2 separate regions of the Homo sapiens genome follow, and region 2 is linked to region 1. Evidence: chromatin loops called from intact Hi-C (ENCODE). Cell type or tissue: psoas muscle. All regions are shown on one strand.

What was found. Hi-C counts contacts between places; a loop is a spot of excess contacts. Peaks named below come from ENCODE experiments on the same cell type or tissue, not always from the same donor. Only the 100,000 strongest peaks of a DNase experiment are listed, where the experiment ranks them.
Region 2: it touches region 1 in a loop (2.8-fold over the local background); 40 of 110 quality-filtered maps call a loop at or near these places.

Annotation. Positions count from the first base shown.
Region 1 is chr3:71,593,867-71,596,366 of GRCh38, forward strand. No RefSeq gene overlaps it. Among named protein-coding and RNA genes, the nearest start is that of FOXP1-DT, 10 kb to the left of the region's middle. In psoas muscle, no CTCF peak of the experiment used is centred here; no DNase peak of the experiment used is centred here.
Region 2 is chr3:70,530,017-70,532,516 of GRCh38, forward strand. No RefSeq gene overlaps it. Among named protein-coding and RNA genes, the nearest start is that of MDFIC2, 220 kb to the left of the region's middle. In psoas muscle, a CTCF peak has its summit at 1,256 (motif pointing right); no DNase peak of the experiment used is centred here.

The DNA.
Region 1 (2,500 bases):
AAGAAGAGCAGAAATCAGTCTTATTTCTATCTGTAACTGGCTCTATACATAACCAAATGATTTTCTTTTCATAACAGAGTGCTTAAGATGAGACTGTAACTTGAAGAGAACCTCAAGGTGGGCTCTACAGGGTGCTCAGTGGCTACCAACCCATTTTTCAGTTCTGGCAAAGCTGAACCTATTCCATCATGATTAAGCAGACTTTATTAGAGTCCACGACTCCATAAACAATGTCAGATATGTTGTGAGCCCCATAGCTCTCAGCCTAAAAACAAAACGCAATAAAGGAAGTGGTAACAAATAGAATCATAACTTTAGGATATTGCATCTCAGGATGATGCATGGAATTTAAATTAGGCAAGAGCTTCACCTGGATGCTCTAATTAAAAGTCTCCTTCTTCTGGGATGTCCAGGGCATTTGAATCTCAGGTACTGAAGTCACTAAAACTGACCAGACGGTTTATCATGTGGAGAGGTTTGTTTCTCTCACTAACTCCACCTTCTCAATACCCAGTCTTCAATCCTGTGTAGGGCTCCTGAACAACCTACATTGTGTAGCTTATTGTTGCTGTTTTAGCGACGAATTATGGAAATGTCTGAATGGATAGTAGATTGCTAGAAAAATTTGGGGGGAAAATGTGTTTGTTTCCAAGACTTTTGCTAAGGTTGGAATTTTGATGGGTTTGCAGCTAACATGATTTCAAGAATTCATTTTGACTTTGGCAGAACCTTCTTATGAGAAGAAGGAGTGGGCATCAGCCAAGGCCCCTCACACAAGCAAGTCTGATGTCAATTTCATCCACTCATTCATTCAACCAATATTCATCACATGCTACTGTGTAGTAGGCACCATTCTAGATATTAAGGACAAAAGAGAAAACAAAACAAAAGATAAAATCCTTGCCCTCATAAAGCTTACATTCTAGTGAATTTCTTGATAATTTTTCAATGGAGCATTTTTTTAAGGAAGAAACTAGAAGCGATAACCACCAGTATAAACTGACCAGGTCAGCAGAGAGGATGTATTTTGTTAGAGTTGTCACTTAAACTATAAGGAAATACCAAAAGAAACTTTTGTGGATTTTGAAGCAGTAGAGAAAATTGAAAAATAAATCAATACGAATAGTAAGATGGTAGTTCAGAACTTAACTACAAAGAATTTTGAAGGTTAATTTATCAACAGTGGAAAAATCAGGCCACTATGATCTGTGTCCCCAGCTTAGCTAGAAGAAAGGCATAGGTCCTAGAAAGATTCAGAAAACAAAATGATGCAAGATTTTTGGAGGGGAGGAGGGAGAGAGAGAAAAAAACAGAGCGAGAGAGAGGGGGCACATCTCTTAGTGGCAAGTTATCTGTGGCATTCCATTGGAAAGAGTTCTAGGCCCAGAGAGAAATGGAGGAATGAAGATTATGATACTGGCATCCCTACAAGGCTCCGATTGGCACAACAAAACCAGCCGTTCCTCCAGACAACAGAAAACAGCCTCTTCTGGATGCAGAATAGCAGAAGGTAGAAGGGGCCAATCCAATCTTCTCTGGTCGTTCCAGCAGGTGCTGGGGCAACATGAAATCACATGCTCGAGGGGAACAAATTGTGTATTTTTTGGGTCAGAATTCAAAAGTGAAAATTCTGGAGAAGAGATGATAATGGTCTGTATAATTTATATGGTCATCCCCAAGGAAGCAGCAGCATCTGTGCTCCAAAAGAATCAAGCACGGCTGGCCTGCTGTTTGCCTCATGGATCTTTGCGCTGGCTGAAAGGTCACATGTGTCTGAATGTTTGGAAGCATATTACCCAGTTGTTTGTTTGTTTCTATCTTCCCTTTAAACAGTTTGGTCTCCTTCTGGGGAAAAGAAATAATGTGAACAGAGCAAACACACACACGCTCTGAAAAATGCTCTGCCCCGGAATGCAATAAAGCCAGATTTTTCTAGGGCAAGGAGAATCTTAAAGAGGAAGACCTTAGCTTTTCTCACAGTTTCATCTCATGCTGAGTCCTGAATAATATGTTAAAAAAATTACAGTAGTGCTTCAGTTATGTAGCAATGCTAAAATTGGCTTCCCTGGTTTACAATGAAAGAAAATATAGTTAAGAATTCCATCTTGTCTGGTGTCCTTACAAATTCCTCTGTCTACAATTCACCTATGTCAGGATTGCCTCATTGAGGATAATATTATTTTATGCCTACTTTGTGTATTTGTGATATAATTATTCAATGCCTTATGCGCTGTGCTGGAGCACTGAAGCCTTCACCTTGCTGGCATAGTCTTCCTCAAGCTCTCTACAGGGCTAGATCTTCCTCACCCTACAGGTCTCAGCTTAAATGTCACATCCTGCTTTCCTCTCCTCCTCCTTCAAAATTAATATCTAAAATCCCAGCTTGTTTCTTGATTTATGCATTTATTGTCTGTCTTCCCTAGAAGTAAGCTCCATGAGACCAGAGACCTATTTTGTTCGTTTCACATTCCTCAGTGGCAGACAGTAAGCACTTAATAAT
Region 2 (2,500 bases), 1.1 Mb before region 1:
CCCTGCTATGTAGCCTATGGAGAGTTGCTTAGTGTTTGGTAAGAATGTGGCATTATATTTATTTTATTTTTATTTTTCTGTATCCACTTCTCCTCCCTCAGATCAAAGTATTTTAATAATAAAAAATAAGTAATTTAAATTTTAGATTATTTAGCAAAATTTAGATTATGTATTGTTTGGTTTCAGATGGTTTCACTGAAGGTGCTTTCCCGCCAGTGAAAAAAATATGATGATTCAATAGTGGCTATAAAATTATTGAAAATGGTATTCTAAGTCTTAGAGCCATTTATCTTATTACTTGATATGCTTTAAAATGTTTTTAATTACAAATCTAAATTTGCTTTTTCGATTTTAAATTAAAATCACCACCCAAAATTCTTAAGCCATCTTTCTCTTAATGGATTGGTCAGACGTTTCTATTATTTATCCAACAGAAGAACAATGGGAAATTAGAAATTACAATACATTTGTTAGTGCTTTGTCAACAAGAATTTATGTGGTGTGTTGGAATGCTGAAACATTCTATTATGCTATTTCTGTGATATTGGTAGCTAGGTTTAAATTAAGCACCTACCTGAACGTTTGTTTGTGATTAGAAATGTGTCCAATGAAAATATATTTTTCATGCCAAAATTCAAGAAGAAGGTGGTTTACACAAGCACGTTCTTAGCAGGAAGTCAAGCTGGACTTTTTCAATCCAGCCAAAATCAGAAAGCACTATAAATCTCCCTAGAAAACAAGTTTATAAACTCAAGTTATGTTTAAATAAACATTCTAAGTTAAAATGCTGGACTGAACCCCAGAATATGTCCAGTTTTTCTTATCACTGCTTCTCCGGTGCTGCATTTAATTCTATGATAATTAACTGAGATTTTTAAAATTTTCTTGGAATATCGTGGCAAAATTATGTAGTGCCCATGGAACCCCTTGGATTTAAAAAAAAGTTAGAACATGATTCTGGTTAAACTCTATTACCGAATATTCAATTTCATTGCATTTCCTCCCATCTCCTGTTTGAGTATGTCAAGAATTTCTTGAACTATAGGGCATAATCACTTGAAGACTTTATGGATCTCCTTGGGTTAAAAAAATACTTTTTCTGACTAAATTTAAATAATTAATATTTGATTATATCCCACCTCTATCCTGTACCCATTTTTGTCTGATTCTATTATTGGCCAAGATTCACATATTCACCACCAGCATAAATAAAAACTCAGTTCTTTTAAATTGTCCACAAGGCGGCAGTAAAACATCTTGCTTCCCCCCAATATCTTGAATTTCCAAGTATTCATTTTCCAAACATTTAGTATTATGTTTCCCTGAATAAAATTAAAAACTATTCTGCCTTTAAATTTCTACTTTGCCATTCCAATAGAATGTATTAGTAAATATGAGTTAGTCATGATGAGATACTTAATTTTCTCCTACAATAGATGAGTAGAAATCCTTCAAGTTTTGCTAACATAGATTGGTTATTTATATTGACAAGCAATACTCCTTTCCTGTTTTTCCGGGTTACAGCGGGCCTCTGTAAATTTTCTGATAAGAGAATTTGTTTCTGACCAATGCCAATATTAAGCTTGACATCTTGGTTTGTTTTTTTCTCACTAATTGTATTATGGAAAGGCAGCTTCACGGGTGATTTTTCTACTCAGAGTTTTCAAATGAAATGTAAAATCGGATGTTCCCATTTGTTTAGCAGACACCCTGACAAACCACTGCAGTACAGAAAAATACACTTTTAATAGGTTTTCTTCACAAGTGAGAAAACATCTAAAGATAGTCAAAATTGAAGGCTCAGTAGCAGTGCAGTACTCTAGTAGGAATCTCACCCGCAAATGGGTAGCTCCAATTGCTTTGGTGCTTTCGCTTACATGGTGTGGACCCAAATTGGAGACTACCTTCCATGACCTCATGTGTCAAACCATTGAAGTGTACCTTGGAACACATGCCCCACACAGGAGAAGGGGCGGGGGACCTGGGGGATGGATGACCTTGTACTATTCACTGACTTACTGCTGCCAGAGCAATGGTTGCCCTGAGGGCGAGAAGCTGCCAAAGGCACCTCTGGCATAATCTGTCATCCCAGTAAATGCCTGCCATTCCTGAGAAAAACATGCAGGTGTGCATGCATTAGAGAAAGAGATAGACAGAGAAAGAAGGGATGCTTTGGCAAAACAAATTTGAAACACAGGAGATCTAAGCTGCAGTCTTCATGCTGTCTGCATTCCTGTGAAAACTGCACGGAACTTGGCCCGAGCAAGATTGTGAGATTGAGTCCAGCATTTTGCCAATGCAGGCGTGGCGTGCTAGTGTGTGTGCATGTGCCTGTGTGTGTGTGTTTGTGATATCAAAGCAAATCATTTATGAAGTGTATTCATATGGCAAAATGCAAGACAGTCAGTAATAGTTTCAGTTCTGTCCATTGGTTCGTTTAAGATGCGTACTGCCTAATGCCATTAGAATTGAACATTGTTTTCCTAGTAATAAAAGACAT